2 separate regions of the Mus musculus genome follow, and region 2 is linked to region 1. A link is a contact called in ENCODE Hi-C or POLR2A ChIA-PET data. All regions are on one chromosome and are shown on one strand. The core of a region is the stretch at or near the end of the contact, and the rest is flanking DNA. Distances in the headings are between cores, read along the strand shown.

What was found. Hi-C counts contacts between places; a loop is a spot of excess contacts on that map. ChIA-PET counts read pairs that join two places held with the same protein, here RNA polymerase II (POLR2A).
Region 2: a map of heart shows a loop between it and region 1 (3-fold over the local background). The contact joins the promoter of Dennd2c here to the promoter of Nras in region 1. A Hi-C loop is called at or near these places in 3 of 37 maps with a recorded cell type or tissue (gastrocnemius and heart). POLR2A ChIA-PET finds 5 or more read pairs at or near these places in 3 of 5 experiments (Patski and embryonic stem cell).

The regions. Positions count from the first base shown.
Region 1 is chr3:103,052,822-103,059,583 of GRCm38, reverse strand. It overlaps Nras (neuroblastoma ras oncogene), which reads right to left and starts at 1,299. Exons shown (of 7, transcript NM_010937.2): 1 at 1,144-1,299; 2 at 552-679. The coding sequence starts at 662. Csde1 (cold shock domain containing E1, RNA binding) reads right to left here. Exons shown (of 19, transcript NM_001161854.2): 15 at 6,653-6,762; 16 at 4,751-4,929; 17 at 4,072-4,235; 18 at 3,107-3,239; 19 at 1,398-2,698. The coding sequence ends at 2,651.
Region 2 is chr3:103,100,083-103,107,041 of GRCm38, reverse strand. It overlaps Dennd2c (DENN/MADD domain containing 2C), which reads right to left and starts at 4,383. Exons shown (of 19, transcript NM_001384113.1): 1 at 4,304-4,383.

The DNA of each region.
Region 1 (6,762 bases), core at 50-2,549:
AAACAGGGCCTCAGTAAGTAGTTCAGGCAAGCCTAGAAATTGAAACCTCCTCCCTCAGCCTCTTGAATGCTTACAAATTGGACTTATACATACCTGCACCATTAATCCCAGGGAAGTGATAGAAATTTAACGTCATATAGAAATATGAGACTTGTAAGGATTTAGGTGATTTTCCTCAATATCCGTAACTAAATTGTGAAGAAATTCCTAGATACAATGACTCAAAATCTCAACTTGTTTCTACCCCAACTCAATCTGGACTAGATCAAAAATGACAACTTCAGACTATCCAGAGCTCTGAGTTCTCTATCCTCACTGTATGATCGCCTACAATCTTTTTCCTTGTGACCTACGTTTCTATTAAAGAGCTGTGACATAAAGAAACAATGAAAACTGTGTTCTTTTAAAAGGAAATCCTCAGTAAGCACGAACTTGTTTACTGCTTTTTTGGAATACCTCCTTGCTTTCTCTTCTCTTTACTTTCAAAGAGCCGTTATGGGCAAGAGAAAGCCCAAAGTGAGGATAAGGGCCAGGCAGGGGCTGGGCCTCACCTCTATGGTGGGATCATATTCATCCACAAAGTGGTTCTGGATTAGCTGGATCGTCAAGGCGCTTTTCCCAACACCACCTGCTCCAACCACCACCAGTTTGTACTCAGTCATTTCACACCAGCAAAAACCTGTAGAAAAGCAGCAATTACGATTAAACTGGCAAACCAAACCTACAATACTTCAAGGGCTTCTATGAGTTTACCAAACTCTTCTGTTTCTAAGGCACCCATTCGATACACGTGGCCTTCCACTAAGTTCTCAAAGTGATTCAGAAACATAGCATTCCTTGCAGATGAGTGCGGGCCAGATTATTGGATTAAAGACCAGCGACTATTTTTTCAATCTACTCGGCCCCGCCCTCAGTTTACGGGAAAAGAACCCCCCTCTTCCAATTCCTGCAAACCCAAGCTCTGGGGTCCGCCTGGCACAACCACTTCCCGAAACTCCCCTTTCCGGCTCCGAAAATCACCCCAGAGCCAGCCAGAGTCCCCCACCCAAGCCTTTGTTTCAGCTCGCCAAGTCTCCGCGTCTCCCCGCCCCGCCAGGCGTTCACACGCTGAGAAGTCCGACGCCAGGCAGGCCGGAGCTTTACCTCAAACTCCGCAGACCCCGCCTCGGGAGGCTTTTGGACTTCAACCTGAGAAGCTGTTGGAGACCCCGAAACCGCCATGAACAGCCCCCGCCAGGGAGCGGCACTTCCGGCCCCACCCGCTACGTAATCACTAGGCGCCCAAGGCGCCCCAGTCCCCGCCCCAGCCACGTGGGCCGACGACTAGAGTCTTGCAGCCGGCCGCACCCAGTCCAGCCCCGCCCCGCCCCCATTTCAATAATGAAAGCGCTAGGTGCTAGTGTCTCAAAAATCAGTAAAACTTTATTCGCTTCCATTCTTTCGCCATTAACATAAAACCGGAGAAAGCAAAAATGTTTTGTGTTTACAAAGATAAACGGCCTCTTTACCCAGAGTTCAAAACCTCAAATGACAACGGGGAAGATGAAAGCGCCCTCCCCGACAACCCCTGAGCTGACCCTTGTCATTGTTAGACAAAAAGCCTTCACTCCACTTGCCAGGGACCCTGTTTGGGGCCAATTCAAGATGAAGGCCGAGAAATCAGGCCAATCCGTTCCCGTGATACAAAGTTGAACAGAAGCTACACCAAGGATCAAGTGCCTGTATTGAACAGGGCACTGGAACCACGGGGCTATTTATTAAAAAAAACAGGATTCATTTCAGGCACAACTTTTTTATTATTATTATTTTTTTGTTCATTTTGTTTTTAAATCAGTAAAAGAAACTGGGTCCTAGAAGCTGCAGTGATCTAAGCAGCAGCAATTTTGTGCATTCGTCTTTTGTTTAAATATGTTTAAATTATCACACTGCTGGCACACTTCATTTGCATGAAATTCTGCACCACACATACTAATTGTAGTAAAGTTATTTACCCCCCCCATCCCAGGAAGAAAAAAAAAAAAAAACTACTCGGGAAGATAATTTTCACTGAAATGTAATCAAACTTCGTTAAGTGGATTGTGACAAGATTATAAATGATATGAAAATAACATTTTAACATTTGGCCATCAACTTAAGAATATCGTTTGCTATATAAATTTTTGCAATTTTTAAAGGTAATATATTCTACCTTCATATGGTCCTCAGAATTAAAGCATAATGAACAGGGAAAAAATAGGAAAAGAATGCAGCTGAGTGTTAAGTCATGAAGGTAGAGTATATACTGACTAGAGTGCAGAATTTCATAGGGCCAACAAAGTAACAGTCTGCATTGTTCACTTACACAGGCCAAGTGGAATTTGCAATTACCAGTTGCGTTAAATGCACCAAATAAAGCTCCTAAATTGACACTATAAGGCGCCACCTTTAAGTTTTCCAGGCTGCAACTGTGCATAATTTTAAAATGGTTTCTTAAATTTATTTATTTTTTTCTTTAAACATAACACGAGGAAGGTGTTAAAACTGGTGTAATAGCTCAATAGAATAAGTATTCCAGATTTTGGGAGGGATGAAGAGAAAGATATTCAGAACCCTTCACCAGAATCCCCCCAACTCGACCATAGTGAATTAATGATGTGCTTTGTGGACGTGGTTAGTCAATGACACCAGCTTGACGGATCTTTCTTTCTGCACCAAATCCCTATGAAGAAATATAACAGTTAATGATTTGAGTGTATTGACAATCACAACATACAATTCTAAAATCAACTATGAAAGTATTTATCATATCCACTACCAATTCTCTCCTAAGAGTAAGAAACTTATTAAATAGAATATACCAAGAAATGCACTTCTTGGTGTAATCAGTTATCCTACCATGGGCAAAGCAGAGAGTGGGGAGTTCAAGGCCACTCTAATCTACATATGAGACCCTATCTCAAAACGGAAAGAAGTGCTTCTTATAGAAAGCATCTACTCTATTAGGGTCTGAATTAATGTGTTAGGGAGTCCAAATTAGTGATAAGCAACCCTTGCTTGCTTCACTAACTTCTTTAAGCTCAAGTAAGATTATTAGTTGACCTCCCTCACATCCCTAATGAAATCATACCATTGAGTTATCTGGTCCCCTTGGCTGACGAAGAACCATTAGACGTGGAGCACTGGCATCATCCAGGGTGATGTTCTTTAGGCGATTGACCAACCGGTCAGGTCGAGGAGCTGCAACAGCTTTGGGGCCTTCACTGTAAGAGTGAAAGTGAGAAGAACCAACAATTGCTGGGAAGAAGGCAAGCAGTTGTATGTTCCCTACCCAAATGACTCACTTTTAATGAGGGAGACTCTTCTTGCCTCATCTTAGCTAGCAAGACAAGACAGACAAGTTTATATATACTTCCCAGCTCAGAGTTTCAACAGCATTGGAGCTATAAAGAATCCTAGACTTGTCAACAGAGAGACTAATTCCAGATACACAAAACAAGGTAAAAGATGTTAAAAAAAAAAAATCTTGAAAAAAAGCCAAATATGAAGAAATAGGTCTAGATTCCTATCTCTTAAAGGAACAATGTTGAGATTAAAAACCTAATAGCATAAGTTAGAATGACTAAGGTATAAAACTGAGACCTATCTCAAACATTTCAGCAGCACAAAGTCTAAAAGTGAGTAGACAGAAAGAGCGAGCCAATAAGCTAAACTCTTAAGTACAAGGATCATATAACCGTTTAGTATTTAAGCTACAGCACACACAGTGCTAACGCATCATAGTACCTAAGTGTTTCTCAGGTCAGGGTTATAGGACTCAAAGCCAGACAATAAATACCAGAGATAGAAAAATAGATATGGTGGCACATGGCAGCAAGCTGAAAGTAAGGTAAGTCACGGATATAAAACTGAGACCTATCTCAAACAAAGCAATGACTAGCAGAAAAAGACAAAATTAGATAGAGATAGAAGTGTAAAATAGTTCCTACTAAACCCAGCCAGAGGAGAGTGGCAAAGAAAGCACAGAATGCATGAATGAGTGAGGGATGAACTCAGAGCAGTTATTTCCAACCATAATAAACCATAGAAACTCACCAGACTCGCCAGACATTACAGGCACTGCACTTCCCAGTGCGCTGATTAAGGATCACTGAGAATTCCACCTCATCTCCTGCCTGTAGCTCAACGCCATCCTGAACTTCTTTCACATGGAAAAAGAGCTTCTTGCTATCTCCTACTTCATAGTTAATAAAGCCAAACTGGAAAAAGAGCACACACAAAACAAAATTTACAATGGAGAACACATACCACAGAAAGGAAGAGCAATTCACTTTGAAAGATAATGCTAACCCTAATTAGAAAGGACTTAGAAAACATGGCATTACTAATGATGAGCTAAATTCAGCTGGTGTATGATAGAATTCATCAGGAAAGTCATACCTCTGAAACAACTGCCATTCATTCTATTCTAAGCATGACTAAGACAATCCCCACCAAGTGACATTATTAATAATCACACTTATTTTCTCCTCACTAATGTTGTTACTTTATCCCTTGTCCCAAAGCAATAAAGTCTAAAAAACTGAGACATCCATGAAAGTTTAAATGCCAGTACTCAAGAGGGTGAATTCCAGATCAGCCAAAACAGCATAGAGAAACCATGTCTTAAAAATAAACAAGTAAGCAAGCAAGCAAGCAAGTAAATATTGGCTGATGACTTTCCCTGACCAAGTTCAGGACAGACTGCACATCCAGAGACATAGCACTTAATTACCTGATCTTTCACACACTCCACAGTAGCCCTACGAAGGGGTGTGATGTTGTAGGCCATAGTTTGTGCATTTTGGCCAAGTACACACAACTGGAACTTGACACTCTCCCCTTTCTGTAGGCAATCCCCTTTGTTGGCCATCCCAACTATGCCAAAAGGATACACTTCACCTTTCATATCCCCTGTAAGCAAAACAGTACAAAATCTAAATATACACACTAGAAATACATTTTGTTACCTTATTATTTTCTTTAAACTTAAAAGTTTTACCTTAAAGATTAACATGGAAACAAGCAACAAAACAAGGACAAATCCTAACACTAACTTCTAAAATGCATTATGAAACAACCAGCCAAAAACAAAACTAAACAAACAAAAATAAAAAAAACCCAGGTGGCAATCTAGCAAAACACAGGCAAACAGATACAGATAAAAGGATTTTTTTGTTGTTATGATTCAGACTCCTTAAGAGTTCAGGGCTATAAACCAGGCTCTCTTCTCATCTGCTCCACCGCCACTCTTCACTGTAACAGCAAAAAAGTGACCCAGAGACGAATGCAAGAGATAGGTAGTAAGCAATGCTCGTTGATTCACAATGCATTAACAAGCTTCAGAGGTGGAAATGCTTATAGTAAACTACCTCAGAATCAGAGGTAACTTTTTTTTTCCTTCAAATTTTCAGCTCCTAAAACATGCAGGGCCCAAATGTCTGAAATAATTTCAGCAGACTAACTTGTTAAGAGGTATAGTCATTTATTATACATCTCTATGATTCATAATTTTCATAGACTCCTCTGAGGCTAAAGATACTAGCATCTTTTTAAAGATGAAGAAACTGAACTAATATAACTTGTCTAAGGTTATACATCCAGTAAGAGGTGTTCAGACCTACTGAGTTCTAATTTTGTTCCCAAATAAAAAGATGTGCATGAAACAAAGTAGGGAAATGAGATGTGTGTCTAATCCAACAATGGCTTTCCTTACTTTGAAGTAACCCTACAGCAGTATTGAAGAAGCATAAGTGGATGGGGTGGGCGGGTGGTCAGTGGCTTCCAAAAGGAATGTCGAAGTACCATTTCAAAAATGGAAGGACCACTGATGGTAGAGGCCTACACACCCTTGTTTTGTCAGGTGTTTTGCTTATGAGAGCATACATGGCTCATAATGTTAATTCCTGTCTTGAGTGTTAGGAACCAAGAGAGAGTAACAGTGGGCTTCTATGTAAAACAGAATATCTAAGAAAATCATGTCATAAATCAAGGTTCTTTTCTTTCAACAAATGAACTGTTCTCCCCCCTACTTTACACTCTGACTTTCAGATGAGACAAGGCTTTTTTTTTATAAGACAAGTCATGTTATCTGAGTGGGATGTTTCAACTATTCTACCATTATTTAAACTGTTATCTTAATTATCTAGCATTCCCTACTATTTCTATCACATTTATATGATGCATACTTATCAAATAAAGTTTCTGGGTGGCAACTATTGGAAAAAAGATAAGCACCAAAACTATTGGTTGTTTGAAGATGGGGAGAATATTATTCAAGTAAATAAATGGAGAGAGCCAAGATCTGGAGGACCCCAAGGTACTAAGGAACAGCAAGCATACTTCAGGAAAGGAAGTATTCATAAAACTGAATAGTGACTAACATAAATGACCACTTGGATTTAACAAAAAGTATGATTATCATCACTCAACATTAAACATCGTCAGCATAGTAATCATTTGCTGCTCAGTTTCATCCCGGGTGACCTCATTTTCAAGGAGTCTATAGAACTAAAGCCTAAGCACAGGAGGAGCAGGGTCCCTCTGCTCCTAAGACACCTGAAGCACTGAAACGAGCCCATCACACATTAAAACCGTGCGAGGGCAGAGCAGACTCCAGGGTCAGGGCTGTGCTTACCCTCCTCCACAATCTCAATCATTCCTTGGTACTCAATCTGTGTTGGATCAACACCTCTCAGAGGGCGAATGACTTTACCAGAGTAGATGGTGGGATTAGCTTCCTCAGTA
Region 2 (6,959 bases), core at 3,134-5,633, 44 kb before region 1:
ATACCGTATAGTCATACAGCTTCCTGGTTCTCACTCATACCTTCCCCTTGCTCTGCAGACCCCTAATCATCCTTCAAAACCAAACTCAAATATGGTGCCCTTCTACAGCCCTCCTTCCTACCACATGTAGAACAACTGCTTTCATCATTGTTTCCCATTAAATTCTGTCTAGACCATTGTTATCATAATGACTTGATTGGTTGATTGATTGATTGACTGACTGATTTGGGACAGATTTCCATTCTTAGCCCAGGTGAGCCTACCAAATGTCCTAGCCTCCTGCCTTAGTCTTCCAAGTGCTGGAACTATAGGTATGTTCACCATGCTTGGCGCATTTTCTTTTCTTGTAGTTAACATTTAAGTCACGGTTTGAGAACAAGTATTTTAAACTTCTTATTGAAAAACAGACACCTCTTATATTGCTAAGAGAATGCCCTAAGTGGCTGGGAGTTTAAAAACAAGAAGAATCCCATGTCATTCATCAGCAAAAAAAAAAAAAAAAAAAGTTTTACATACAAAGTATAATTAAATTGTAGCTTGGACATGCCTCTATATCTTGTAATACCAGTTTTTCTGTCTGTCCTCTCTCTCTCTCTCTCTCTCTCTTTCTCTCTCTCTCTCTCTCTCTCTCTCATGTATTTGTGTCTGTCTCATTTATAGTTCATAAAAGTGCTTCTTTTAAATACCTGTTAGATTGCACTGGGTCTTACTAAATTTGAAACTCAGTATAGTGCAGGGGTTGAGGGCTGCATTCAGTGTTACTGCGGCCTGACAGCCTGACCCCTTTCTACATAAAGGGGTGGCAGGCAAGTTACTCAGTTTCTCTATGCCTCCCAGTGAGGAGCTAATGGCAGCATCCCTCAGGAGAGCCTTTTTGTGAGGAGGACTAAATAAGCTAATACATGAAATGAATTCAGGGCACTGCCTGCACTGAGGAAGACCCACAAGTAGCAGTTGATACTCTTATTGTTAGTCAGCTTTCAAAATAGCTTTTCAGTACTTCCTTAGCCCACTCCGTAGAAGGACTACATACTCTCCTAGATAGGAGAGCATCCTTCCTGTGCATGTCTGCAATGTAGGTTCTAAGCTACACCTTGGATAGTTGTTCAGTAAGTAGGATGAATGTAAGGTATTAGCCCTGTAAGATCAACAGATTATAAATTCTCAGTGAACTCATTATTCAGTACAGGATTAAAGCTTGTTTGAAAATAGTTTTAGCCAAGCATAGATAGTGGCAAACATTGAAATCCTAGCACTGGGATCTAGACAGAATTACTGTATATTTCAGGCCAGCCTGAGCGACATAATGAGTTAAAGGCTAACCTAGGTTATATAGTAAGATCCTGTTTCAAAAATTAAGTTTCACTTGGAAAGCAGAGGCAGGCAGATCTCTGTAAGTTCCAGGACAGCCTGGTCTACCAAGCTAATTTCAGGACAGTGAAGGCTACACACACACACACACACACACACACACACACACACACACACACACAAATGCAAAACACACCCTGTCTTGAAAAGCAAACAAAAATAAACCCAAACAAAAAAAAAGTTTCAAAAACCCAAGTGAATTGTTGAAAATATTTAAATAAAACTTTTTGTTTTAAAATTTTATGTATTTATTATTTCTATGTCCATCAGTGTTTTGACTACACGTATGTCTGTGTGAGGGCGTCGGATCCCCTGGAACAGGAGTTACAGACAATTGTGAGCTGCCATGTGGGTGCTGGGAAATGAACCCAAGCCCTCTGGAAAAGCAGGCAGTGCTCTCTCCAGCCCATAAAATTCTTTTTCTATAAGATTTTTTTTTTTTTGAAACAGGTTTCACTCTACTTTGGCTAACCTGAAACTCTCACTATGTAGACCAGGCTGGCCTTGACCTCACAGAGATCCACTTGTCTCTGCCTCCCCCATGTGATGAGAGTAAAGGCATGCACCATTACACTGGGCTAGAGATTTGTTTTTATTTATATGTATGTATATGTGAGCACATGTTACCTGTATGCAGTTGTCCTTGGAAGGCAGAAACGACCGTCAGATCCCATGTAGCTGGAGTTACATGCAGCTGTAAACTACCAGACATGGGTGCTGGGAACTGACGTTCTCTGGAAGAGCAACAAGTGCTCTTAACCACTGGGTCATCTCCAGCCCCACAAATAAAACTCTTAAAGCAGCACCGGATCGGATTATTTACTCGTAGTTTTCCCTCTTGCACTCCACTAAACTCCACTGTGGTACACAATGCTCTACAATCCTTGCCTAGCACATAAGGATCACTACAAATCTTTTACTAGTAATATGATTTCCAGTTGGAGGCAGGGATGTGGTTCACTGATAGCAGTAGTCACAGAACCCTAGTCTCATCCTACAAGGACAGAAAGGAAGGACTAGTGACTTAGCTCAGTGGGTAGGGGTGCTTGCCACTGAGCCCAAGTTCAATCCCCAGCACCATGCAAGAGAAGGAGAAATTAAGTTTTACAAATGGCCCTCTGTCCTCCATACATGCACCTTGGGTGCCCACACATATACACATAATAAATAAATAAATTTATTACATTTATTACTTTGGGGAAGGGGCAATGTGTTGGGACACATTTTGTGGTCAGAGGACAATCTACATAGCTGGCTAAGTCCTTCTACATGGCCTGGGGATTGAACTCAGGTCTTCAGATTTGGCAAGAAGTGCCCTCATTTCCCAAAGCATCTCGCAAGCCCTGTAATATGAGGAATTTTTAACTTTGTTTTGTTTTGCTTTTTTACAGAGTCACACTATCCCAGGCTGGCCTCAAACTCATTACATAGTAAGGAGTGACCTGGAGTTTCTGAGTCCCTTCTTGCACCTCTCTTATGCTGAGTGGGATGGGACCACCACCATACCCAGTTATGAAGTACTGGGATTGAACCCAGGATTCTTTGCACGTTGGTGACAAACATGCCCTAATTTTAAATTTTAAATAAGAAAAGGAAAGAAATTGCCTACTGTTCTCAATCAAAAACACTGATATTTCTGCATCTAAAAAAAGTCAATTGCCACATTTAACAGACTAACAAGAGGCCTTGAGACACAATTACTACAGTTGCTGGTTTCTGTCTTTGAAAATACTCCAGATCACTCTTACGTATCCCTAGTAGAAACCTCATGGTTACAGACTGCTATTCCTTTTTAAATTTCCCATCTCTCCCTAAAATACACACACACACACACACACACACACACACACACACACACACACAAGTAGAGAACACAAATGTCTATAATAAAAACTGTACAAATGCCACAGCCACACATTAACTTTGTTTTAGAGAACTCAGATCTTTTTATAAGCAGCCCCTGAATTTGCAAAATAAAAGTCTTGTTTTGAGGCAGTACTCTCAGCTCACTTTATGAAATACCTTCAGCTAATCTAAGGCAAAGTAACAGATTTTCTGATTGGTACAAGCTTCATGGTAAATGATTGCACTACGGTATACAGATAGCATGCTATTTTAGAAAATGTCATGACTCAGTTAAGAATAGCTCTGCTCTTCAAACAATGGTGATTATGTGGAAATGACGCTTAGATAACTTATTTACATAGTAAACAGAAGTTAGAACTTTCTCTAACAATACAGGCGAATCAGTAGTAGCTTTGGGATAAAGGTTTACCAGGGTGCCTACTGTACTAGGCACTTAGTAGTTTTACAAACTACACATGCTCCGGGGTGCATGTGTGTGTGTATCAAACAACAATGCCTGACATTTGTAGAACACTGTCATTCCTCTCAGAACATGAGAACCCATGAGCGTCCCAGTTTTGCACTCCGGGGACACACACCTCTTAGAGTTAACCCTGACGGAGGTGTGACGGTTTGTTTGCGGCTCTGAGCTCCAGAGCGAAGCCTTTTGACTCACAATCTAATCATCATCTTCTCTCCTGGTTACTCCACAGTCCTACTCCAGTCCCACTGTAGGAATTTTATCTTAAAAAACTACTTGACGACTTCCTCTATCGTGCCTGCCCCGTAGTTCCGAAGCAAAGCGCGCGAACACACGCTTTACCGCTTGTCTGAAGTGCTCCGTCCGGGCACGTCCAAGTTCAAGACCGCCTGATAGGCGCGTTTCCTCGCGGCGGCGAGCGCCTGGGCTCCCCGGCCCTGCACCCCCGACCGCGCCCGCGGCTCGCAGGCTGACACCCGCCTTCCCCTGGCCCGAGGTACCCAGCTCTCGGCTGACCACGAACACACGGGACGCCATGGGGCGACGCCAACAGCTGAGCGGCAGAGGCCCCATGGCCCCACTCCCTCGCTGCATCCCGTCGCCTACCTGCCTGGGCCGCGACGCCGCCTCGCGCAGGGATCCCAGACTCGCGTCGGTGGCCTCTGGGATCCAGCGCCCACATCTTCGTCCCGCCCCCACAGGTTCCGCAGTCCCCGCCCTCCAGGCTAAGACACGCCCTCTTTTGCCTGGGCACGCCCCCGAGCTCACCCAGTAAGGCTCTGTCCTTCCAGGGCTCTCCTCAAGGCTCGGAACCCACGCCAGGCGGTCTCTCCGCCCCCAGCGCTGGGGTACCAGTGTGCGCTGCACCGCGCTGGTTCCACGGTGCAGCCCCTGCCCAGGCCTGGAGCCAAAGCTCTATCTCCGGATCTACGGTCTGTGCGACTACACGAGACAGACCTTTACAGCAAGGCAGAGCCTAGTAGAACCAGAGGAGCCAAACAGCAACTTCTTTAAGAAAACCCCAAAGCAGCTCAGGGAGCAAACATTCATCGGGAATGCCAGCTAGTAAAGAGATGCCAATAACGCACCTGGCCCCGGGTTTGGAATCACAAGCCGGATGCCTTTGGTGCCTAGTCCGGGTGCCGACTGGGTTGCCACACCCACTTGAGACTCACGCTTAAATTCTCCCTACCACACGATCTTGCTCAGGTATGCACATGGCTCTGTGCCTGCTGCAAGAATAGCCCAGTTTCACTCTGCGAGACTGGGATGAGTGGAACCTATTTCCCAGCACGATCTAACTGCCCCACCTCACCGCGCCCCGCCCCACTCCACCCCACCCACTCCATCCGACCTTGTGTCTGGTAACCAAACTTCCCTGGCTTGTTCACACAGAGGTACCAAAATAGAAGACTGCCACAGAGAGGTGTTTAATTACACATCGCGGATGACTGTCACCAGCCAACTCAACCAAGACTTGGAAAAAAAAAAAAAAGTCCCAATCCCTTGTGAAGCTATGAGGTGGGGACATGAGGTGGGGACAGTAAAAGGATTACTTTCTACCTGAGGGAGAAGTATTGACAATTCCTTTAAAATACTCCAGTGAGGAAATAAATGTAAATATGGTTTGGAATACATTGCAAACTCCATTGATCCCTTACCTAATGTGTATGTCTTTAAATGTAGACATGTGTGTTCTTTATTATTTTTCAAACTTCTTATCCTCCTACCCCTGCTTCTGGGGTGCAAGCATAGTCCTGAGCCAACACAAGTGGCATTTAATCTAGTCTGTTTGGAAAGTATCACAGATAGTTGTACAAGGTGAAATTCGGGACTAAAACAGCGTTTTTAAGATTTACATTTTGAAGTTTGCATCCACGAAGATTCTTTAGCAGGATGAAGATTTGAATTCCAAGATGAACGTTAATTAACATGCATGTGTTCTACTGCCCTCTCATGGGTAGGATGGAGCTACACCTAATGGTGAGAGGTGTCCTTTAAGTCTGAAGATAATACATAGTAATTTGTATTATTTTAGTGACTAGGAAGCCAACATGAAATAAAATCAGGTCCTTGATAAATATTCCCCGAAAAGCAATTTGAACTTCAAGAATGGGGAAGAGGAGTCTTACCCCACAGCTAGTATGAGCACGTCCCAAGGGGCACACCTAAGCTCACGGCTACCTGTGCAGAAAGTGAAAACACTCAGGAATTTGCTCGAATTTCATTGTGATAAGTCTTGAGGGATGTGCTCTCCACACATCTCACAACCTCAGGGGTGAAAAACTTGAAAGTAGAATGAAATCTTTCTTATACTTTTGGTGTCCAAAAAAAAAAAAAATCTTTATGTTTAGTCCATAACCCCCTTTTTAATAAACAGTGAATTATCAACCCAACCACTAGATGGCAACACAGTTGTGTGTGAGCAAATATAATCTGGATAGCTGGAGCATCTCCTAACAGGAAGTACTCTCCCTCCCCTCCCCCTCCCCCTCTCCCTCTTTCCTTCTTTCCCCTCTCTCGTCTGTCTTCCTGTCTGTCTGTCTATCTATCTATAGATGGGGCCTCACTATGTAGCTTTGTCTGTCCTGGAACTCACTATGTAAAACAGGCTTATTTAAGCTCAGAGCCTCTGCCTCCAGAGTGTGGGACTGAAGACATGCACCACTGTACCTAGTAGGGATATTTCTAACACGTTTCAGAGGTCTCCTGCTTCAGCAAGCTAAGACTCCCCCACTAGGATAGCTCTTCCCTCAGTACTGCTCACAAGTGCTCATTTTCTTTCTTTATTTCTTTTCTTTTTTTTTTGGGGGGGGGGTGGTCCAACAGGGTTTCTCTGTATAGTCCTGGCTGTCCTGAAACTCACTCTGTAGACCAGGCTGGCCTCGAACTCAGAAATCTGCCTGCCTCTACCTCCCGAGTGCTGAGATTAAAGGCGTGCGCCACTACGCCCGGCTAAGTGCTTATTTTCTAAGCTTTCATATAACTGGTCTGGCCTTACCTAAGAAAGCCATGGTTGACTTATGCTTTGTCAAAAAACTTTTAAATGGTTCCAGGTGCTTTAACTCTCTTCTAGTCTCTGAGTCCCAAAGCCCATCTTCTTAGCATTAAGCCAGTGGCTTATGTCCTTGGCTTCTTCTGATAACTGTCCTGCCTGAAGGTTGTGCAGACTCTGGAGTCACACAAACTTTGTTCCCGCAGCTGCCCTACATGAAGAGTGTCCTGAGGGCATCATCTACCTTACATTGGCTCATTATCCCCA